3 separate regions of the Mus musculus genome follow, and regions 1 and 2 are each linked to region 3. The links are chromatin loops, found by intact Hi-C in ENCODE. Cell type or tissue: heart. All regions are shown on one strand.

Region 1 (8,000 bases), 370 kb after region 3:
TTTAGGTAGACATAAAGGAGGCTCCCCTGGAACTTAGAATCTTCCCACCTCCACCTCACAACCATGGGCTGGCAGATGTGGGGCACCAAGCTTAGCCCTGTTGAGCTTTGTGAGCCATTGCCATAGCTCTGACAGCTACCATAGACTTACCGCCAGCCTCCTGCAGCTCCTGGAGTTCCCTGCGGGAGCCCTGGGCCAAGCTCCCTCCAGTTGGCACCAATCCCATGCCTTTCCTTTCTCCCTAACAAGCCAGTCAGACAGCTCCATCCCACCTTTAGCGCTGGCTTCTGTGACAGCATTCCCTCAGGCCAGGTCCTCTTTCCTCTTCCTCCCAACTCCTCTTTATTTCTACACTATCACGTCTGTACTGGTTGATTGCCGAGCCCCTCACACCTGCTGTTCATATCCAGCTGGTACTAAGTGAGGCAGTTACATGCAAATGACCCACAGGAACTGTCAACAATACTCAGTTGGTTTGCTTGTTTTCGGTATTTTGCGGGACGCCTGCTTGTTCATAGCTGTCCTGAAACTCACTATGTGGAGACTGGCCTGCCTCTGCCTCCTGAGTACTGAGACTAAAGGCAGGCTTCACCACCACCCAGTGAGTACTGAGACTAAAGGCTCCACCACCACCCAGCTTTACTTCACTTTCGTTTGTTTTGTTTGATTGTTTGTTTGTTTTTTGTTTTCTTAATGAAATCTTAATGTTTGATAATTCATGAGCATAGGTAACTTTTTAAAGATTTATTTATGGTTTATGTGAGTGTCCTATCTGAATGTTTCCCTGCATGACAGAAGAGGTCATCAGATCCCACTACAGATGGCATTACAGACAGCTGTGAATCACACCATGTGGTTGCTGGAAACTGAACTCAGAACTTCTGGAAAAGTAACCAGTGCTCTTCAAGGCTGAGCCATCTCTCCTGTCCTCTATTCAGGAATTTTTTGACATGTGTAACTGTGTGGAGGCCCTTTCAGAACCTCCATCTGAACTGAGAACATCTGGAACGAGGTGTGTCTTGCTATCAAAGATGGCCTCATTTTGCATTTCTCCTGTCTTAGTCTCCTGAGTGGCTGGTATGTCAAGTGTGTGGGTCCACACTCGGTAAAATAGGCTCTGCATGTGTGTGCTCATGCAACCACTCTTGTGCATGCGACAGAGGACAACTTTTAGAAGTAAGTTCTCTCCAGGCAGTGATGGCACACGCCTTTAATCCCAGCACTTGGGAGGCAGAGGCAGGCAGATTTCCGAGTTCAAGGCCAGCTTCACTCACAGAGTGAGTTCCAGGACAGCCACGGCTATACAGAGAAACCCTGTCTCAAAAAGAAGAAGAAAAGAAGAAGAAAGAAGAAGTAAGAAGAAGAGTTCCCCTCTTCCACAATAGTGGGATCTAGTGCCCTGATTCAGGTCCTCAGGCTTGATGCCAAGTGCCTGTGCCAGCTGAGCCAGCTGAATAGCTTCTTTTCTGTTTCTCTTTTTGTTTTGAGATCACATTTTATGTAGCTCAGGCTGACCTTGAACTCTTGATCTCTCTGGCCTCAGCCTTCCTAATGTTGGGGTGACAAGCAAGTCCCACCATACCCCTCTCCCTTTGCCACTTCCCTCTGTGGGCCTCACAGGGTAATGGAAAGACCTGGAGATGTTTAAAAAAAAAAAAAAAACAGGAGAGAAAACCAGTGACAAAGAGACTGGGGACAGCCCAGTGCCCAGGGCCAGCAGCAGCACTCCATGTCTGAGTCATCTGAGACATAGTGGACTGAGCCATGGGACTTCCAAATTAATAGGAATCCAACTGCTCAATGGTAAATATGAAGAAAACAAGAATGACATGACCGCATGACCCCAGGAGTGCTATGAGCACAGCCAGGGAACATCCCTGAGAACAGGGTTCATCACCACCAAGGGTCACTAGCAAGATACAAACATGGCAAACCAGCTCTCCCACCTCAGTCTCTCTGTCACTGGTTTTCTCTCCTGTTTTTTTTTTTTTAACATCTCCAGGTCTTTCCATTACCCTGTGAGGCCCACAGAGGGAAGTGGCAAAGGGAGAGGGGTATGGTGGGCACCAGGCACAAAAGTGGTGCACATATATACATGCAGGGAACACCCATAATAAAATAAAATAAATTATTTAAAGTCCCTGAATAAGCTGCACATGGTGGCACACACCTTAATGGGAGCATTGGGGAAGCCGAGGTAGACAGATCTCAGAACTCTGAGCTTGAGGCTAGCCTGGCCTACAGAGTGAGACCTTGTCTCAAAATAATAAAATCAAGTAATCAATTAAAAGTGTCATTTGTGCTGGGCGTGGTGGCGCATGCCTTTAATCCCAGCACTTGGGAGGCAGAGGCAGGCGGATTTCTGAGTTCAAGGCCAGCCTGGTCTACAGAGTGAGTTCCAGGACAGCCATGGCTATACAGAGAAACCCTGTCTTGAAAAACAAACAAAAAAAAGTGTCATTTGTGACAGGTGTTGTGGCAGATGCTTATCATCTCAGCACTGGTGAGGTAGGGGCAAGAGCAATCAGGGGCATTAACAACTACATAGTGAGTCAAGGCCAGCCTGGGCTACATGAAACCCTGTCTGGGTAGTAAAAAAAAGCATGTTGTCACAGAAGAGTTGGGCCAAGATTTCTTAGAAATTGTTTGTTTGTTTGTATGGCCGTATATTTTTAAAAAAAAGATAAAACTTTACTTTTAAAACAAAAGCTTTGGGCTGGTGAGATGGCTCAGTGGTTAAGAGCGCCGACTGCTCTTCCTAAGGTTCTGAGTTCAAATTCCAGCAACCACATGGTGGCTCACAACCATCTGTAATGAGATCTGACTCCCTCTTCTGGAGTGTCTGAAGACAGCTACAGTGTACTTACATATAATAAGTAAATAAACAAAAGCAAGCTTTGACCAACCTGGGCTACATAGGGAGGCCTAGTCTCAAAAAGCAAAAAGAGGGGTGAGGCCCTCTGAGGGTAGACCCTGTGGACTTGGCAGAGTGGGAAAGGCAGGTGTCCTGGCGCAGAGAAGGACCCAAGCATGGTAAACGTGGTACCAGCAGGTCTTGCCCTCTCCCTTGCTGAGCCATTAGATTACATTCCCCAAGCTAGCCACCAAGGGCTACTTCCTTATGCCTGAATAAAACACCAAGGTCCAGCTATCAAAAGTCATTATTTGTCTACACTAGCTGATCTGTCTAATCAGGACTTACCTAGTCACCCTAGCACAGACTTCCCTTTTTCTCCTTAAAACCCACTCCTGCAGAAGCACCTGCTATGCCCAATCCAGAGGCAGCTCCCCCCACCCCTGCTTGTCCCTGGGGGGATAAATAAATGTCCTTTGTACTGAGGATCAGATGTCTGGGTCTGTTCCTCCTCAGAGTGTAAGGCCTGTTGCAGACAAGGGAAACCCAGGGTACTAGGTAGTTTAGGGTCTGAAGGCATTTTAGGGTCTGAGGACTGGTTACAATATCCTGCCTAGTTCTGCAAGGCACAGGACTGAAGTTACTAAGGCAGGGACATCTCTGCCTAGGGACTGAGGGATAAAAGCAGGTGGCCTGAGATCCCAGATTAACAGGTGTACTGCAGAAGAACAAAGGCACAGGGGACAAGCCAGTCAGTGGACCTCAAAGTCCAGAATACTCACTAGCCTGTGGTGACAGGGCTGTTGTGACAGAAACCTGAGGTCTTACCAACAGGTGGCCCTGCTGGGATTCTTCATAGCCCCTAGGAGAGGAGCCATTTGGAGAGGAGGTCTGTTAAGGCTAGAGCCTGTCGCCACTCAGGAGAGGCCAAGGGGGGCATCTGCAAAGCAGGAAGTGAAACTGAACCGCCAGCACCTGTCCTGTTCACCCAGCTGAGGGTCTTGTAAACTCTGAATTTACATCAAAGCCCAGACCAAGGTTAAGGCTGGGCCTGTGGATACCAACTTTTTCCTCACACAGCTGTTTCTCCATTCCTTTCCCTGTGCCCTCTCAGGGCACAGCTTGCACCCCAGCATCTGTCCTGCATCTTACAGAATGTATCTACCCCACTTCAGCAGCCTCCAGAACACAGGTTGGAGCAATGTGTTCCAGCAGAGGTGGACTGTGTCCTAGCCTGCCCATTGCACACCGACATGTTATTAAGCTGTTTATTTTGGGGTGGGAAGGCTGTAAGATGAGATCTTTCTGTGTAGCCAAGGCCATCTTTCCTGAGCCTCCTGGCTCACTCTCCCATTTGTAAGACCTCAGGCATGCAACACCACGCCCAATTTCTAAATCTTACAACTATCTTATGGGACGGGGAGTGTTAATGCGGCTGGGGAAACTGAGGGATCACACTTGAATGCGCCTGAGCACAATGGAAATGGGGGACCTAGAAGCACACATCCCAGCATTGCATTGCGTTGCGGCTGAGCCAAAAAACGCGCTCGCCACCTAGTGGCCATTAGCGGAAACACACGGCGGATATTGTCGCCTTCAGGTACAGGACCTGGCCAGGAAAATGACAAAGTTAAGACAGAGTGACACAGCTCTGATACAATTCTATAAAGAAAATAGTTACGTGGGCTGGCAGGTGGCACACTCCAGCATCCCAAGAACTAGGAAGAGGCAGGAGAATTACAGTGAGTTACAGGCTAGTTTGGGCTACATTATCTCAATAAACAGTAAAAAACAAACAAACAAACCAAACTAATGACAGAGAAAAAGATAGATGGGGCTGGAGAGAGAACAGCAGTAGCTAAGAGCACATACAGGGATCGATTCCCAGCATTCACCTCACAACTTTTAACTCCAGCACTGAGGAACTGACGCCCTCTGCGGGCCTCCGAGGCACCAGACACGAAGGTGGTGCAAGCAAATAAAAAAGATGGATGATGGGTCATAGATGGGTAGATACACAGAAGGATGATGTAGAAAGTGGGAAGAAAAAGATGAAAAAAGAGAGAGACAGAGAGAACTAAAAATCCGGAATCTAACTAGGAACCACGATTACGCGTAGACTCCCAGGATCCCTCGCGCACGACGATGGGGCGTCCCGGGAGAAACTTGCAAAGGCCCGTCGCGCTGCTCTCTGGGAACTGTAGTCTCCGTGAAGAGAGGCGGGACTTATACGTAGCTGATCGGTACCCAATAAAAAAGCCAAGAACTTAGACCGCTACTAGCTGTACCCAATGGAAGCACCGCATCAGGAGGGCGGGACTTCCGTCAGAGACCATGGTGAGAGCCTGCGCGAAAGACAACACTTCCTTTTGTGACTGGCGGTGAACGAGTGCGCAGTGCCATGAAGGCCTCGGGCACGGTAAGGAGGCCGCGGCGGGGCAAAAGGTGCGGCGTTGGCGGCAGGGCCGCTCGGGTTGGCTGTGTCCTCCGGGGTGGTGGTGCGTTCGTCGCGAGGGTCCCTCAGCGGTTACGGGCAGCTCTCCTCGCCCACAGCCTCCTTGCGGCCAACATGGCGGCCGCCGCGTGCTGGGCGGCCGAGGACGGAGCGGGTTAGATCGGGGTGCACCGGAAGGCCCTCCGCCTTTTCGTGTATATCAGCGTTACACTCCTTTTCGTTGCCAAATCTAGCCCCGTGGTTCTTTTAGTCTTTTTTTCCTTCGAGACAGGGTTTTCTCTGTAGCCCTGGCTGTCCTGGAACTCACTCTGTAGACCAAGCTGGCCTCGAACTCAGAAATCCGCCTGCCTCTGCCTCCTGAGTGCTGGGATTAAAGGCGTGTGACACCACGCCCGGCTGGCTTGTTTTAGTCTCTTATGAGGTTTAAAGCTAACCTGGTCTATTTAGACTGGAGTGGACACGCGGCCCGCCTTAGGTTTAGAGAGCATTTGGTAAGCTTGCGGCCTGTCCCCAGCGCTGGCTACACCGAGCCTGCTGCCACTTATCTCGGCACTTGAAATCGAAGCAGAGCGTCGCTAGAATCATCCTTAGCTAGTTCTAAAGGCTGGCTGACGGTAGCCTAGGGTGCCGGATCTCATACTGGCCCCGGTGTGTTGGACACAATCCTTCGGACTCTTGGTGAAAAGCTAGTCTGGAATCGTCAATTAGTCCCAATCCAGAGACAGTTTCTCTGTAGAACAAATGGCCTTTTTCCTGCTCTGGGATTAAAGACGTGAGCCACCTTTGCCATCTTGGCCTGGAGTTTCAGGGAGAGCAGAGCAGCCTGCCACATGTAGACCCTGAGGCAGCTTCGTAGCGGAGCACAAGCCTTCTGACTTGCCTCACACTGGGCTCGAGTGTATGAGCCCACTTTGGACACCCCTGCCTGTGGGAGGACTGAATCTCAGGCCGGCTCTGCCTCCACACCCCTCCCCCACATAGACAACTTTCTCTCCTGACATGTCTTTCAGCTTCGGGAGTACAAGGTGGTGGGGCGCTGCTTGCCAACCCCAAAATGCCACACACCACCACTGTACCGTATGCGAATCTTTGCACCCAACCATGTGGTGGCCAAGTCCCGCTTCTGGTACTTTGTGTCACAGCTGAAGAAGATGAAGAAGTCATCCGGGGAAATTGTGTACTGCGGACAGGTGAGGTCTGGGGCCCCACAGGATGCCGGTCGCTGGGTACCATCAGAGCCAGGGCAGCACTCCTCATGTCCTCCCTACTCCCCACAGGTGTTTGAGAAGTCACCCCTGCGTGTGAAGAACTTTGGCATCTGGCTGCGCTATGACTCCCGCAGTGGCACACACAACATGTATCGGGAGTACAGGGACCTGACCACTGCTGGTGCAGTCACACAGTGCTGTGAGTCTCCAACCCTCTGCCAATTTCTGGCACCCAACCCAAGAACTGTCGCTGCCTGTAGCGGCTGTTTAAATAGTGGTGCACACAGCAAAGGGGCTTCGTCGCCTTTGGGGGGCTGTGCAGTGCCCCCCAGAGTGAATCAGTAGGCTCTACAGAATGTGGGGGCATTCTGGGTGGCTGGGGCTGATTTTCTTTTCTTTCCACAGACCGAGACATGGGTGCCCGACACCGTGCCCGTGCCCACTCCATCCAGATCATGAAGGTGGAAGAGATTGCAGCTGGCAAGTGCCGCCGGCCAGCTGTCAAGCAGTTCCACGTGAGTGACCCCGAGTGTGGGGCTGACGCAGGGCTGCAGGGGGTGGTTGCACACGGACAGTCTCTGGACACTGATTGCTTCCCTCCCCACAGGACTCCAAGATCAAATTCCCACTGCCCCACCGTGTGTTGCGGCGCCAGCACAAGCCACGCTTCACCACCAAGAGGCCCAACACCTTCTTCTAGACACAGAGACCCACTGAATAAAAACTTGAGACTGTCCTTGCTTGTTTGCTTCTATGTCCCTGGAGAGGTCCCAGTTGGTCCCGTCCCTAACAACATGCTAGCCCTGCTCACCTGCCTGTCAGCCTTGCTCAGTGGCATCTTTCCATAGGTGTGTATCCCCTTAGATTAGCTTCAGCCCCACTACGATTTGTCTAGGACATAGCCTGAGCCCTGCCTGTGACACTGAGGGGTAGCAGTCTGTTTCTGGACTCCAGGGTGCTGCTGTCTCAGGCCTAAGAATTCCAGACATGACTATAATCCAAGCCTGGGGACCTGGTTGAGCTTTTTATCCTGCTGGCTCTAAGCTTCAGCTAGGTGGAAATGAGGCCAGCCAAGCCCCACAGTGAGCTTGCAAGCTTTAGATGGGGACAGGGTTACGCTTTGGTGAATGATGGAGGAAACATGGGGGTTCCTTTTGTTGGGTGCAGCCAGCACGGCATCATCATGGTGCCCAATCTTGAAAGGGCACAGGCCTGAAGCTTCCTGGGACTGTTCTGTCACAGGGAGGAACCTACTGCAGTTGCCTACAATTGCTACCTCTGAGGGACTTGCCTCTGGCCCCTTGTAGACATTTCCATGTCTACACATGGCCCAGAGTACTTTCAGGGATAGCAATGTGTGAATGGCACTTAGAAGATAACATGTGAAAGCCATAAGAGGGCATCTGGTCTATAGATGATTCTTTTTCCCATTAAGTCCATTGGTCCCACATCAAAGGAATGGGTGACCCCTCAGACTGCATTG
Region 2 (8,000 bases), 94 kb before region 3:
TCTCCGAAACCTGATGGTCCCTGTTTAGGTATTCTGGCTGGCCAGCGGGCTCCAGGTAGATCTGCTTGTATCTCCCTCCTAGCACTGGGTTGATAGGTTCCTGCTCCCCACCTCTGCCATTTTACAAGAGTACTAGGGGTTGGAACCTAGATCTGCATACTTGAGTCACACTCTTACACTGAGTCATCTCCCTAGACCCTAAGAAGTGACGTTTATTATGCTAACTATGTGTGTGTGCATGTCAGACTCCCTGAAGTTACCATTACAGTTAATATATTTATTTTTAAAGATTTATTTCATGTATATGAGAATATTGTAGCTGTACAGATGGTTGTGAGCCATCATGTGGTTGCTGGGATTTAACTGATGACCTCCGGAAGAACAGTCGGTGCTCTTATCCACTGAGCCATCTTTCCAGCCTATCTATCTATATTTATATACACACACACACACATATATATGTATATATATTTTTTTTTGGTTTTTCGAGACAGGGTTTCTCTGTGTAGCCCTGGCTGTCCTCACTTTGTAGACCAGGCTGACCTTAAACTCAGAAATCTGCCTTCCTCTGCCTCTCAAGTGCTGGGATTAAAGGCATGCACCACTACTCCCGGCCCAAATATATTTATTAGTTTTTAATTTTGTTTTTGTTGTTGTTTTTTGTTTGTTTGTTTGAGACAGGGTTTCTCTGTATAGCCCTGGCTGTCCTGGAACTCACGCTGTAGACCAGGCTGGCCTTGAACTCAGAAATCTACCTGCCTCTGCCTCCCAAGTGCTGGGATTAAAGGCGTGCGCCACCAGTGCCTGGCTAAATATAGTTTTTGATTGGCTTTTTTGTCCCTAACTCTTACTGCTTATTTTGCTCATGCTCTGGGGTGGAACTCAGGCTGTCAGGCTTTGTGGCAAGTGTCTTTACCAACTGAGCCGCCTGACAAGCCTTTCTTGTGCTATTTTTGGAAGATGGAGTCAAGGTCCCACTATGTGGCCCTGTCTGGCCTATAATTTTCTGTGTATACCAGGCTGGCCCTAAACTCAGTCTGCCTCCCTAGGGAGGGGATCTGCGTGGCCACTGCTCTCCCAGGCAGGTTTTAACTTTTCTTCCTGTTTTTGAGACTTGGTTTTGTTGTGTATTGTAGGCTGCCCTACGCCTTTGGAGCAGAGTGGCCAGGTGAAGGGCTGTAGGCTGACTTCAGGATAGAGGTGTCCTGGCTGGCACCACCCTGCAGCCCAGGCACCCCCTGCAACACACACACACACACACACACACTGCTAGCACTGAAGACATGTGGGTTGGTGTGCAGGCTTTCTTGTTTTATTTCAGCCTGGGCATGATTCGGATAAACAGGATCATGCTGATGAACACGAAGCACACGACAATGAGCATGGCCCACAGCAGCCAGTTCACTGACTTCTGTGCATGCTGCTCCAATCTCTCCGACTCCAGCTTCAGCTTCTCCAGGTTCTGGTCTGCCATCTTGAGTGAATGTGACAGGGTCTGTGGGAGAAGAAGGGGCTGTGTCAACAAGACTGAGACCCAAGTATGACTTTTCCTGAGTAGCCTGTGCTTCTGGTGCATAGTGTGACCTCGGCCAAGCATGCTCAGCTACCCCCTCCCCCTGGGCTTTAACAAACTCTTGCTCAACCAGCAAAACACCAGTCACAATGCCCCTTTTTTGCAGAGCTTTCTGAGGCAGACAGAGGCAGCAGTGTTACCACACCTGATTGTCCTTCTTGATGACACTCTGGGCAGCCAGTGTGTTGGTCTTGAGGCTGCGGGCCAGGCCTAGCATCTCCTCAGCCAGCTTTTCCTGGAGGCCCTGGTGCCTCTGGAGGACGAGGTCTAGCTCGGATGCTGACTGCCTCTCATCTGCAGGTCTGGACCCCTTCGCACTGCTGACGCCACATTTGTAGGTCCCCAGTAGTGATAGGTAAAGACATCCATGTGGCCCTTTCCCAAGGATCCCAGGGCCCATGGCACCACCCTCAGTTCTACTGGGGACTCAGTTTCCCCTGCTCTTTTACATTCTGGGAACAGCAGCCCCAGAAAGGACTTCCAGCAGGCAGCTGGTCCTTATAGCAGCTCAGGGGCCCCAGCTTCAGCCGCTCATTTCCCTTCCCTGTCACGCTGTGGCTGAAATACTCACGCTCGTTTCCTCATGTCCACCTCACATTCTGGAAGCAAAAGAGGCCAAGAACAAAGAAGATAGCTTTCTTGTTTCCAAACTTCTGACCTTGATCAGCAAAATGCTGTTCTGCCTGTGAACTGCTTTTTGCCCACTCTCCCTGGTCCCAGATCCCTCTCAATGGCCTAGCACTGTGCTGGGAACCATCCTCTTTCTCAGCCTCCCCTCAGGCAAAGATGACCCTGGGACCTCTTCCTGGGCTGGGAAAAATCAAGGGGGATGGGCAGGCATGAGGGCTGTGGGGTGGCAGGAACAGTCATGCTCAGCATGTCTCACCTCCAGATGGTTCCTGTGGGGAGGAGAGAGGAATGAGGCCATGCTCTTTGATATCTTCCCTAAATCTCTCTCTGCTTTGGGCTGACTCATGTAAAGCTGTGGGGCCAACTCTGGGGTTTAACCAGATGTGGTCCATTCTTCTTTGTTTTGCTAATTTTTTTTAAGACAGAGTTTCTCTGTGTAGCCCTGATTACTGGACTTATTCTGTAGAGCAAGCAGGCTGGCTTTGAACTCACAAAGATCTGCCTGCCTCTGCCTCCTCAGTGCTGAGGTTTAAAGACGTGTACTACCACCACCCAGCCAAATTCCTCTTCTTGAGCACAGTGCCTTCCTGGGGAAGCCTTGCCTAAGGCCCACTAGAGTTTGTGGTATTATTCCAGTCTTTCCCCTCTGAAGACTACTCTTTTTGCTATCCAGAGGTTGGTCCCAAGTACAAGGGAGGGAATCGTACCATGCCCAACAGCTCACTCCGCATCTCACTGGTGTAACGTGCCCTAGACTGCAAATGTACAGTCTTGGTGGCAGGCACCCGCTCCTTGGCTGTGGTGGGCACGCGGCCAGGAGCCAGGAACTGGTTAGCTAGAGCTTTTTCAGAGGAGGAGGTCTGAGGAGACATAGGAAGGGGAAGACGAGTTACTGGGGGGCTGTGCCCTGGTCCTAGGGGCTGTGGGGAACTGAGTGAGGCCCGCCTGAGGGATGGGAGGGCAGGCTCACCAACTTCTCGGCCTGCAGCATGCCCTTCAGAAAGTCCACTTTGCGGGAGTACTCGCTGATCACTTCTGAGGCCGGTTTACTGAAAGGCAGCAGGAAAAAGTTAGTCTGCTGCTGTGCCGTCGTAGGAGGTGGTGACTCGGTGCCCCCACACTCACCTTGCTTGAACTTTCAGGGCCTGCAGCATGTCTTCCAGGGCACCCACATACTGGGAGGGAAGGTATGGTGTCAGCCAAGCCAGTGGCCCAAGGCAGGAGCAAACCAGGGAGAGGGGTGGGACCCGGAGAGGAGTCAGAGAGGGGAGGGGACATAAGCGAAGACCTAGAATTGAGAGGGCGTGGCCTGTGCGTGAAGCTGTAGGGAGAAAACTAGGACGTCAGGGGTTACGCACGAGGGGCGTGTCGCCGCGGACCAGAAGGAGCGGAGACAGTGGCCTGTGGAGTTGGTTCGCAGGCCTTTGCGGCGGCGTGGGAATCCCTCACCTTCTCCAGTCGCCACTCGTCCGGTTCTCGTTTTTCTGCCGCCATCGACTCACAGCGACAAAGCAGCCGTACCAGGTTCAACTCCAACCGCGACGTCGCCAGCGGGCGATGATAGGCTCCTTCCGCCTGCGCCATCTTAGAAAAGGGCGGAAGTGCCTGAGTGAGGTCCTTCCCCTCCGAGGTCCGCCCTGCTACGCTTGGGACGGAAGTAGAGTTTTATTTCAAGCCGCAGTTTATTCAAAGATAAATCGTTTTCGTCCCTGTCTCTTTTTAAAATGATGGTCTTGATACCTGGCCTTTTTCGTTTTTTGAAGCAGAGTCTCTGTAGTCCATGTAGGCCCTGAACAGCCGATTATGTCCGGCGAGAATTCGTTGAAAGGACTGGAAAAGCCATTCCTCATCTTCCCTCGCCGGTCATTGCATTCCGCTTGTTCACCTCGCCTCTGCGCGCGCAGTGCACGTGTTTTCTACCTCTGTAGCGGGAACCTTGACCTGGGGTCTCCCCCGACCCTGCTTGATGACGTGTCAGTTGGGCGTTTCCATCTGGCCGGACCTGCTAGTTTCCAGTCCTGGCTGCCAGCATCCTGAGCTTTAATAAATCATGGTCCATGGCCCCCCCTTCCCTAGCTACCAGCAACTCTCTTTCATTTTAGGTTACATGTAGTCGGCTACATGATCGAGGCCCCGAAGGATGGAGAATATTGTACCTCCCGAAGAACTTAGCCAATGAGAAATTCAGGGATCAGGGAATGAATGCCATGAGGATTATAAAACAAGCCAGGATGCCCTGGAGCTGGATTTACCGTGGTTGTGAACCAATATTAGGTTTACCTCTTTCACTCGCATGTAACTTATGAGCATTAGAAATGCTAGACAAGCCGTCTCAGTCCACGTTTTTAGAAAAGATGCCTGTGACTCCGGGGATCTGACACCTCTGATTTCTTCACGTTTCATATGCACACACCAACACACAATTAAACATAACATTTTAACCTGGGCAGGGTGGTGGTAGGGTTTTAATCCTAGCACTCAGGAGAAAGAGGCAGGTGGATCTTTGAGTTTGAGGCCAGCTTGGTCTACAGAGAGAGTTCCAAGACAGCCAGGGCTACACAGAGAAACCCTGTCTCTAAAAAACTATTTAAACCTTAAAAAACAAAAATGATACTGGATCCCCGAGCACTGGAGTTATGGTGACTGTGAGGGCCATGTGATGCTGGTAATTGAATACTGAGCCTTGTTGCTTGTGGTTTGAATCAAAATGAGCCCATAGTAAACCACAGGCAGTGGCCATATTGGAGGAAGTACACCATGGGGTGGGGTGTGCTTTGAGGTCTCAAAAACTAGGCCTACTGGAATACAGTCCTTTTCCTGCTGCCTGCTGATTCAGATATGGACTCCTCAGCTACCTCTGTCTGAGTGTCACCATACTTCCTGACATGACAATGATGGACTAAACTCCTGTGAACCAGCCCCCCCCGCCCCCCAATTTTTCCTTTATAAAAGTTGCCATGGTCATGGTGTCTCTTCCCAGCAATAGAAGCCCTATGTCCTCTGAAAGAACAGTAAGCACTGTTCGGAGCTAGCTCTCACTATACAGCCCTGACTGGCCTCTTTTGAGATTAAAGGCCTGTGCCACACTAGTACCTGCACGCCATCCTGACTACCACACCCACAGAATGTGTCTCCTTTCTAAAGAGGAAAGATGCTGTGTTGTATGTATGTACCATTTTTTTGCTCTTCTGCTCACCTGCTGCTACAACCTGCATTACTTTGGGATTGACCGAAATGGAGTGACATGGAATAAAGAAACAACAGTCACACATACCTAAGACCTGGCATTGGGTGGGATGTCTTACATTTTAAATTTGATTATTTGTGTGTGCATGTGCTCTTGTGTCATACATCACAGTGCACACCTGGGGATTAGAGGACAACTTGTGGAATGGGTTCTCTCCTATTGAGTGGTTGAGCCTATCTGCCACTGCTTGTGACTGGCCTTCATAAGGACCAGAGCATAGCAGGTTTCCTGGGGTCCCATTCACTTCAGAAAATGTGCTATGGAATACTGAGTTCAGGGTCCACAAAGGAGCACTTCTGTGGAGTGACTGATGTGTTTATAAAAAGATAAAGAGAGGAGATATGTTTTGGTGGATGTGTAGTTAGGTATGGAGGAAGGGGGTACCTCCATGGGCCCATGCTGAGGCATCCCTTCCCCCTGAGGGACCATCCACACGATGGTATAGAATAGTTTATTCAATGCATGGGGAGGGTAGTTGAGGCAGAGAAAGGCAGAGAGAGAAAGAGAAAGAGGGAAGGAGGGAGGGGGGAAGAGAGAAGAGAAATAGAGGCTGGCCATGAACATGTAGAGAGAGGGGAGGGGGAAGAGTACAGTGAAGGAGCAAGAAGGCAAGAACAAGAGAAGTGAAGGGGGGAAAGCAGCCCCTTTTATGGCGAGTCAGGCAGGTAACTGTGTGGCAGAGCTTAAGCAGACTCTAGGCTGCCCTGTGGAGGTTCTGTCCAGTTCAGGATAAGGATGACATCAAAAGGTGATTGATGGTGGCACTGGAGTGTTAATGTAACTTTTATTCACCTATGGAATTGTCTTGGAGGCTTATTGCCCATGTCTGCTAACCTAGGCCTAGCCTTGGAAGCTTCTAGCCTCTGTACAATCTAATCTAGGCCTGGAATGTTTTCAGCCTCTGAGACTTGCTGCAGAATATGCTCACCCTTTCTAGTTCTTTCTGACCTCTGACTGGCTGATTTATCTCACCTTTTCTGGCTCCAACTGATTCAAACTGGCCCGTTGTAGCCTCTCCTGAATTGCTCTGCTTTGCCTCAAACTCTAGCAATCTGTTCTAACTTTCTGGTTCCTTCTCATTCCCTGGTTTGTTCTGTCTTCACCTGTGTCTAGCTGTTCTCCGTTCAGTCTGTTCCAGTAAAGCTGCCTCCTCTCTACATTGCTTCCCTTTCCTCTTTTCTCGTGGCATATCCAATTCTGTCAAATCTTTCTCTGATTCATCACTTTGTCACTCTAAATTTTTTTTTAAAGATTTATTTATTTATTTATTATATGTAAGTACACTGTAGCTGTCTTCAGACACTCCAGAAGAGGGAGTCAGATCTCGTGATCGGATGGTTGTGAGCCACCATGTGGTTGCTGGGATTTGAACTCCTGACCTTCGGAAGAGCAGTCGGGTGCTCTTACCCACTGAGCCATCTCACCAGGCCCCTGTCACTCTAAATTAAACATTCAAACACATCCTTAAAAAATTTTTTTTGTCTTTTTTAAAAAAAGAGATTTATTTATTTATGTCTGTGAGTACACTGTAGCTGTCTTCAGACACACCAGAAGAGGGCATCAGATTCTGTTACAGATGGTTGTGAGCTACCATGTGATTGCTGGGAATTGAACTCAGGACCTCTGGAAGAGCAGCCTGTGCTCTTAACAGCTAAGCCACCTTTCCAGCCCAAACTAATTTTACCTTAATTGTTTGGGATTAAAGGCTTGTACTAAGGGGATATCTGCATTCAAGCCAGGGGGATTAAAGGTGTGTACTAAAGTACTACAACTAGAAACAGGTTTTTCCAGTAACCACCACAACCTCAGGGTTCTGGAGAAATGACTCAAAGGTTAAAGGCACTCACTGATCCCTCAGAGGGCCTAGGTTCAATTTTCAGCACCGCATGTCAGTTTGCAGCCATCCATAATCATAGCTGTAGGGCCAAAGCCCTTTTTTGTTCTGGTCCCCATCGCCAGGCACACACATGGTGCACAGACATTCAGTTAAAACACCCATTAACACAAAATGAAAATAAATCTCAAAAAAAAAAAAACAAATTTAAAAAGGCAACATCCTTCAGGAGGTCTGGAGAAGGGAGATCTCTGGGTGACACTTCCCTAGGAGTTTTCCTGTGGGTGGATCCCCAGAAGGAGGTAAGGCAACAGCTGCCAGAGGGGTTCTTTGGCTGGTGAGGCCAGGCAAGGCATGTCCTAAAGGGGCATAGTGGTGATCCTTCACCCCAGTTAGATCTCAGCGAGACCGATGAACAGGTCACAGGGTGCTGAGGAACTCACAGCCTAGCTACCCTGTCATATGGCTGGTCCCTCAGGGGGAAGGGATGCCTCAGCATGGGCCCACAGAGTTACCCCCTTCTCCAAAAACCATATACCACACCTTCACCAAACATATCTCTGGTCTCCTTTTTGGCTGAACTGGCTCCTAGAATTTGCTGTGTAGCCTCAAGTTAGGTTCCTCTGGTGGTTTGAATATACTTGGCCCAGGGAGTGGCACTACTTGGAGGTGTGGCCTTGTTGGAAGAAGGGTGTCACTGTGGGCAAAGGCCCTTG
Region 3 (8,000 bases):
GTAAAGTCTTGTGGGTTGTCCATCCAGTCTGTAATAGATACAAGCTTGCCAGAGTCAGCTCTAGCTTGACTCCATCCCTCTCTCTCACACACACACATGTATATGTGCATTACAACACATGGCAGAGCCAGGACCTACATAATGAGTCAACTCTGCCAGCTTATTCATCATCCAACAATCCTCCAGGCTGAACTCCTGAATCACTTCTCAGGGAGTCCTGAGTAGGAAATGAGCAGATGCCCAGCTCATCAGCGGTATTTTTTTCCAATGTGGCAAATCATGGAGAACTTTCCCAGACAAAATGGACAGAAGTGCAGAGACAAGGCCCTTTGTTCTGCTTCTCTGAGACGTAGAGGGCAAAAGAGAAGAGCCTGTCTTGCTCTGTGAGGAGGCCACGCCTGGGCCTGGCTGAATGGTGGGCCGGGCAGGGGCTGCCTGGCACAGCTAGATTGTGGACCTTAAAGATACAAAGGCCTACCAGGTGGGACACTGAGGCCCACACCTGAGAGCAGATCATCAGTCAGATGGGTCCCAGAGTGGATGACCTTCCCCACTGAAGTGAAGCAGCTATGCCATGATCATTGGTGAGACAGGGGAAAAGGAACAGGAGGGGATAGAAATGGACACGGACACACACACACACACACACACACACATACACACACACACACACACACACACACACACAGACCAAAAGAGGCTCAATGCGTGCACCGTGTGTGAAAGGATGGCTATCTTGAGAGCGTGGGCCCATGAAGGAGATAATGCAGCTTCTCAAAGGCATGTCGATTGGGCAACCTCTGAGAATGGAGTCTGGTATAGCTAATCTTGCAAGAAAAGTGACAGTTTGCTTCCAGATGGGGACAGAGTCTCCAGAAACTCAGGTCAGTGGTGATACAAGGAGAAGAGAAACAATGGCCCTGCTGTGCCTGCCAGGCTGCTTCGGCTGATTCACCTGCCCTACTCTTCCCCTGGTCTCCTTCCATGCAGTGGCCAGCGGGATCTAGCAATCAAGGCGTCCCCACCTCTCCTGACTCCTGCAGGTGACCCTGAGATGCACCGAGGCTAGCGGGGACTGCAGCACAGCATCTATAACCACCTTGGGTCCATTCCATGTGGCCCACTCTACTCCATACAACCCATCATCATCATTGGTCAACACACTCCTGCCAATGCAAGCTGGGGACACTACAGCATCACATGGTGCACAGATGGCCCTGGGGCAAAGAATGGCCCCCCACACCAGATGTCAGGACAGTTTGACAGCCAAACTTGGGTAAAGGCTATTTTAGAGGGTTAGGGAATACAGACACAGACTTGTTGGCTTTTTGCTTTCTTAGGGTGCTGTGGATATTTGGGCTGTTTGTGTGATAAGAGCTAGAGCATAAACTTAGCCTCCCAGCCTCGCTTCCTGGTTCTAGAAAAGTCTAGGGATCTATCTCCAAACCCAGCACCTGCCTGAGTCCATTTTGAGAAAGGACTCTTTCCTGGTGGTTGAATGGAAAAGAAAATTGAAACAAACTAAAGCAGAGGCTACAGCAAGTATCCCAAAGAGGAGAGTGACAGGATATCTGTTCCTGTCACTCTGGGTTCACCACTGACATGGCTTCCCAGGATTGACTGCAGACCAGACACTCTTCCCAGGAAACATAGTGGACCCCCCCACATCCCAAGTCTTGCTCTCAGTCTTCCCAATTCTGCCCCTGTGATAACTCATGTCACCTGTCATTGTGAAGGTCTGCCTAATGGGAATGCCATTCTTTCCATGTAAAGGGACAATAGCTGTTCCTCTGAGGCACAAGGAGATCTCAGCTCTGCTCTCAGGAGGCAGCCAACCACTTGGCACAACCAGCTCTTGCTTGGTTAATTTTGGACCCATTCACCACATGTTACCAGAGAGATAAGGAAAGGGAAGCCACAAGTTCATGGTCTCTTGTCAGGAAGGGAGTCAAGCCCAGGAGTCCTGAGTCCCCACCTGACCCACAAGGTACTAGCTAGACTTGAGAGAGGGTTTTACCCAAGTAGGAGGTCAAAGCCAGAGCATTGTGCTTCATGCAGGTAGCATCCTGGACACCTGACTGGAGGTGTGGCTCTATGGTGGAACACTTACCCAGTAAGCAAGCACAAGGTTCTAAGTTCCGTCCCCAGCATTTGCAGGGCAAGAGACAGAAAGTTGGAGCTGCATAAAACCAAAGGGTGTGTACCAGAAACATGAAAGTTAATAAGTGGGGTTAGCTCTGGAAAAAGGCTGACACAGGCCAATCCAAAGGAGAAATAGGCAGAGTCTTGCCCCAGGCCAGACCCCAAACAAGGCGCTTGCTTCTTCCAGGAGACCTCCACTGAGTCACAGCTCCAAGTAAGCAGGAGAAAAAGTGTGTCATGCATAGGAAAGTTCATGTCCTTCCTGGGGTCTCAGGACCAAAAAGTCTTCGATATTCCAAGGGGCATGACTTGCACCGTGTGCCCTTGGGCAAGCTAAGTTGAAAGATTTCTTCCAGAACATTCTTGAAGTGAATGGGGCAGTCATGTCTCTAAGGCTTCCTTTATATCCAGATTCCTGTACCAAATGGAGCTCTAAACCTGGCCTCCTTTCAGCAAGCACACAGCAGACAGGGAATACTGGTAAGGGGGGGGGGGGAGAAAGTGATGCCAATCAAAACCAGGCAGCTCCAAGGCCTTGTAGGAGCAGAGAGGCCGGTGACAATAACTTTATAGTTGCTCATGCCACCTCCAGCCATTCCTTGACACCTTAAGATACTGAAGTCTCAAAGACTAGACAATACCCAACAAGGTAAGGAGATACAACCTGAGGGGCTGCTAGGTGGATGTCTTAAAGTGCTGGAAAATGAGCCAAAGAGGCACAAAAGGACTCCCCTATAAAGCCTTGGGAGTTAGGGTCCCTAGAAAAAGAAGGGAGGGTTTGTTGGCAGCTGTGACTCCACGGGGCTGAGATCTCTGCCACCGCTGAGGTATACATTTCCTGTAAGTCATTTAAAAACAAAAAACAAAAAACAAAAAAACGTTTAAGTCCAAGGATGTGACTCTCTTGAGAGAGTGGCTTCCACCCTACCGGCTCCCTTTCTTCTGAAACGCAGTTCGGGTGTCAGAACCCCACCCCCACCCCGCAACCTCCTCTAGAGTCCAGCTACTCTTTTCTTGAGCAGAAAGTGATGTGCCTATCAAAGCAGAGAGAGAACCCAGAGGGCGCTGGGACTCGCCCTGGCGGATCACCCAGCTGTCCGGGAGTGAAGTCAGGAAGAAGATGAATCAAGAGGGGAAGGCGGGGGCGAGTCTCCAGAGGCTGCACCCCGTCATCTCCCTTTCCTCCTCCTCTCCACTCCTCCGGCCCTCTGAGGAACTGTTTTTGCGTGTCTTTCCAGGCCCACTCTTTTAGACGTTCCAGCCCCAACAGTGGGTTGCCACAGACCGTTTCCCATTCTCTGAGAGCCCGGCGCCTCTCTGACACCCTAGGGCTCAGACCGCGAGTGCAGAAGTCCCTTTCCCTAGCACGGCCCCTCGGCTCCGCCTTCCTGGCCTCCCCCGTTTCCTGAGATCCCCCCAGATGCCACCTTAGCCACGTCCTCTCCTCAGCCGCCGCTGAAAGACGCGGTAAGCCCGCCAGTCTCAACCCCCTCAGCGTCCACGCGTCCCCCAGGCCGCATCCTGCCCTCACGTCCCACGACTTCAGGAGCAACCCGGTGCACAACCCCGGCTCGGGTCTCCACTCACGGCCGCCGCGAGAACTTACCTGGACCTCGGGCCGCTGCGCGCCACCGGTCCCCGGCCAGCCTGCCCGCTGCTCCCGGCCGCCCCGCCCCGAAGCGACCAGCCTCGCCCGCCGCTGCACCGTGCGATTTCACTTCCGGGTTCCGGAGGCGCTGAGTGGGCGGGCGCCAACTCGTCGGAGAGGCGGGGCGACTCGAGGTCCCGCCCCATCTAAAGGCGCGCAGCGAACGCCCTCTGCGGTTGGTGCATTCCAGATGCTAAGTGTTCCACAGCTGAGAGGGGCGGGCGCTATGATAGTCACGCCCCTCCCCAGCAGTATTTTAGCCCGCTCAGGTTGGTGCCGGAAGCCCACACGTCTGAGGGACACCTTGGAGCCACGCCCTTTTTCGGCGCTCTTGGCCAGGCTGAACGAACTGTAGCAAGCTTGGAGCCCGCCCCGCGGCTCGCGTGAAGAGAGCACCCTCCGGCTTCCAGCACTACTCCCTGCCTCCTAGCGGGCGGGACCCTGAGACGCTTGCCTTTGAGTGGAAGGCGGGAGAATGGCGGATTCCTCAGAACGGGACGCAGGGTGAGTTGGGATCTCAGAAGGGCGGAATTTAGGGGCTCCTGTGGGTTGGCCAAAGACCAGATCCTGGGCTCACAGGCAGCGGAGCTGGAGAACTGGGATCTTATGAGCCAATGCCCGAATCTCTCCCAGACCAGAAGCCCAGGCTCTGAGCCGCTTCGGTGCGTGCTGGGGAGCTGGGGTCCCAGATGCAGTTCAGAATTGGGGTTGTGCGTGGACTTTGGTGGACATTCTCTCTTTTTCCCCTTGGAGACAGTGGTGTTTTTTGTTTTTTGTTTTGTGTGTGTGTGTGTGTGTGTGTGTGTGTGTGTGTGTGTGTGTATGTGTGTAGCTGATCCGGAGCTCTGTAGACCAGTCTGGCCTTGAATTCACAGAAATCTGCCTGCCAAGTGCTGGGTTCAAAGGCATGTGCCACCACCACCTAGCCTTCCTTTTTTTAAAGGAAAAACGTGACCCTACATGGTAGCACGACTTTAGTCCCAGCACAGACCTTTTCCTAGGCCTCAGGAGCTCTAGGGTTGCTTGTCGCACTCCCCTTTAGCCCTGACTCACTACACCCATGGGTGTTTGCTTAAGAGTCTGAAGGATGAGGGTCACGGGCTATTGTGACTGTATACAGCAAAGGACACTCTGTGAAGGTCAAGTGGGTGAAACAAAGGCTCTTGCCACCAAGCCTCATGATCTTATTTTGATCCATGGGTTTCATATGGTGAAAGTAGATAACTGATGTACTGGCCAGTTTTGTGTCAACTTGACACAGGCTGGAGTTATCACAGAGAAAGGAGCTTCAGTTAGGGAAATGCCTCCATGAGATCCAGCTGTAAGGCATTTTCTCAATTAGGGTCAAGGGAGGAGGTCCCCTTGTGGGTGGTGCCATCTCTGGGATGGTAGTCTTGGGTTCTATAAGAGAGCAGGCTGAGCAAGCCAGGGGAAGCAAGCCAGTAAGGAACATCCCTCCGTGGCCTCTGCATCAGTTCCTGCTTCCTGACCTGCTTGAGTTCCAGTCCTGACTTCCTTTGGTGATGAACAGCAATGTGGAAGAGTAAGCTGAATAAACCCTTTCCTCCCCAACTTGCTTCTTGGTCATGATGTTTGTGCAGGAATAGAAACCCTGACTAAGACAATTGACTACGCATTTTGTCCTCTGCCCTCCATGTGCACATCATGGCACACGAGCACTACAAACTACATAAAATGTAAAATGCTGAAATGCTAAGAGAAGAGGCCTATGGTAGGAGCCTCCTACACCTGAGACTCCCAGCCCTGAAAGGCAGGGGGTAGAGAGTAGGGATGCACAGTGGGCACAGGACAGGACAAGGCCATGTTACTGAAGCCTCTGTGAGTGGTGGGCAGGCTTTGGGGCACCATGAGGGACAACAGATGCACCTGCACTTTGTAGAACTACAGGGCCCCATGTTCTCCCATAGGCCCATGATTTGCCCCCAGAGCAGGGAGAAGCCCCCAGCTCCCAGCCCTGCTTTTGACTTGCAGGTGTGTCCAGAAGAGGTTGGGATCCCCTGGAGCTGGAGTTACAGGTGGTTGTGAGCCACCTCACCTGGGTGCTGGAGACTGAACTCAAGTCCTCTGTAAGAGCAGCAGACACTCTTAACCTATGAGCTGTCTGGCACAGCCAGGGCTGTGAAGTGAGATTTATTTGCTCTCTGAACAATCCCAACAACCTGAGTTTAGGTCCCCAGAAGCCACATAAAGACTGGATGCAGTAGTGTCTGTCTGTAATCCAGCACTTCCCACAGGGAGATGGGAGGCTAAAGCAGCACAGTCTCTAGGAGTAGGAGGCAGAGCTAGCAGGGCAAACAGAGCCATGGCTAAGAAAGGTAGAAGGTGAGAACCTTCGCTGAGGTTGTCCCTGACCTTTACACAGGCACCATGGTACACACAGTGGCACAGAAGCACCTGTACTCATACAAACACCATTCAGACTTACATGAAATAAAGTAATAAAAACAAAAGATTTGAAAATACAACTATTTGGGGACTGAAGAGATGGCTCAGCGGTTAAGAGCACTGACTGTTCTTCCAGAGAACCTGAGTTCAATTCCCAGCAACCACATGGTGGTTCACAACCATCTCTAATAGGATCTGATGCCTCTACTGGTGCATCTGAAGACAGGTACAGTGGACTCATTCATATGCATAAAATAAACCTTTTAAAAAATTCATTTGTGGGCTGGAGAGATGGCTCAGAGGTTAACAGCACTGACTGCTCTTCCAGAGGTTCTAAGTTCAATTCCCAGCAACCACATGGTGGCTCACAACCATCTGTAATGGGATCTGATGTTCTCTTCTGCTGTGTCTGAAGACAGTGACATTGTACTCACATATATAAAGTAGTAAATACATCTTTTTTTAAAAAAATCCATTTGTTTAAAAAATGTATAACTATTCTGTGACATATGAACATTGTGTGATCCCAGATGTTGCTAAGTCAGTAAAGTTTTGTTGCCACATGGTCCACCCATTCTGTCAGCCTCAGTACTAGAATGGCAAAGTTTAATAGTTGTTGGTTATAGTGACTGGGCAGCCTAGAAAGCTGACCCTTTGCAGAGAAGTACGTGTCATAGTCTCCTGCCCCCACCCTGCCACCTCATCCCTACAATTGGAGCTAAGAGAACAGATTCAGAATGTTCCAGGTCTTTCCCTCTTGCTTTCCTTCCATCATCCACCTAGCCCCTGTGCCGCATGTGGCCTTGTCAAGTCTCCTGTCCCATCCCTAAGCCCTCATACCTGTCTGGCTGTTGTCACATCAGCCTGATAAGACAGGGGTAAGCTCTGGTCCCGCTCTGTCCTATGAGGCTCTGAGTCACACAGAGGCTTCTGAGGAGTGAGGGAAGCCCGTAGCCATTGTTCTGACTCCCACTAGGGTGTGAGAAAGGTGGTATTCTTCCTGTGGAGCCTGTCCTGGGAGCAGCCCTCACCCAGCTCCCACTGTCAGCAGGAGGCAGGCAGCTCTGGTCTTTGCACATCTCTCTCCTCTCTTGCAGGAAGTCTGCAGCTGCTGGTGCTTGTGCTGTTCCCAAGACAAAGGGAAGGAGAGTGCAAGGTGAGGGCTGCCAGGGTCCTTTCAGGAAGTGTCTGTCTGTTTTGTCTTCATTAATATTTCTGCTTAATTTTGTTATTCCATGTGTATTTATCTCATTGGAGGGTTGTGTGTAGAAGGTAGAGGACAAACCATGGGAGTCACTTTGTCCTACCATGTGTGGTCTCAGGCGCTGAAGTGGGTCATTGAGCTTGGCTACAAGAACTCTACATGCTGAAATTTTTCCTGGCTCTGATTTCAGAGAGAGAGAAAGAGAGGGAGAGGGAGAGAAAGAATGAATATGAATGTATTGCCACCTAGTTCATGAAAGGGTTCATGTTATTGGGGGTACAGGGGAGGGCACAGAAACGAGTCTGAAGCTTTCTCTGCTCAGTGGCATGCCTTTGGGGACTGGTAGTTTCCATCACTGAGGTGTCATTTGACTGCAGTGGGCCTCTGGAGAGTTGGAGTCTCTTTTGTCATGGTGTCAGGCTCTCAAGACAGGCCTCGAAGGTGCAGGTCTGGAGGCCAGGCCTGCATTCCTCTTCAGAAGCTGCATTCCCCACCCTGGACGATGCTGGTGGCACAGGGCTACATATCCAGTTCCTCCCTGAAACCTGCTGAGCTGGGTGGTGTGGGTGCTGGGAAGCAAATCCAGGTCTCTTGCAAGGG

What was found. Hi-C counts contacts between places; a loop is a spot of excess contacts. Peaks named below come from ENCODE experiments on the same cell type or tissue, not always from the same donor. Only the 100,000 strongest peaks of a DNase experiment are listed, where the experiment ranks them.
Region 1: a loop joins it to region 3, with 4 times the contacts of the local background. A loop is called at or near these places in 7 of 42 quality-filtered maps.
Region 2: it touches region 3 in a loop (2.9-fold over the local background); 5 of 42 quality-filtered maps call a loop at or near these places.

The regions. Positions count from the first base shown.
Region 1 is chr8:70,894,632-70,902,631 of GRCm38, reverse strand. It overlaps Rpl18a (ribosomal protein L18A), which reads left to right and starts at 5,189. Exons shown (of 5, transcript NM_029751.4): 1 at 5,189-5,273; 2 at 6,320-6,499; 3 at 6,587-6,716; 4 at 6,923-7,032; 5 at 7,125-7,910. The coding sequence starts at 5,256. The coding sequence ends at 7,217. Mir7067 (microRNA 7067) reads left to right here and starts at 7,062; the gene lies at 7,062-7,124. Snora68 (small nucleolar RNA, H/ACA box 68) reads left to right here and starts at 6,776; the gene lies at 6,776-6,873. In heart, CTCF peaks have their summits at 4,442 (motif pointing left) and 5,403; DNase peaks (open chromatin) are centred at 4,411, 5,121, 6,141, 6,861 and 2 weaker places; H3K4me3 peaks cover 3,362 bases; H3K27ac peaks cover 2,464 bases; H3K27me3 peaks cover 300 bases.
Region 2 is chr8:71,363,022-71,371,021 of GRCm38, reverse strand. Use1 (unconventional SNARE in the ER 1 homolog (S. cerevisiae)) reads right to left here and starts at 3,805. Exons shown (of 8, transcript NM_025917.4): 1 at 3,653-3,805; 2 at 3,329-3,378; 3 at 3,174-3,252; 4 at 2,911-3,063; 5 at 2,460-2,472; 6 at 2,145-2,172; 7 at 1,719-1,890; 8 at 1,290-1,495. The coding sequence starts at 3,787. The coding sequence ends at 1,313. In heart, no CTCF peak of the experiment used is centred here; DNase peaks (open chromatin) are centred at 60, 941, 3,501, 4,141 and 2 weaker places; H3K4me3 peaks cover 3,216 bases; H3K27ac peaks cover 4,220 bases.
Region 3 is chr8:71,268,578-71,276,577 of GRCm38, reverse strand. Haus8 (4HAUS augmin-like complex, subunit 8) reads left to right here and starts at 3,988. Exons shown (of 11, transcript NM_001163042.1): 1 at 3,988-4,294; 2 at 7,294-7,352. The coding sequence starts at 4,266. Myo9b (myosin IXb) reads right to left here and starts at 3,864. Exons shown (of 40, transcript NM_001142322.1): 1 at 3,749-3,864. In heart, CTCF peaks have their summits at 3,996 and 4,206; DNase peaks (open chromatin) are centred at 3,297 and 4,007; H3K4me3 peaks cover 3,614 bases; H3K27ac peaks cover 2,887 bases.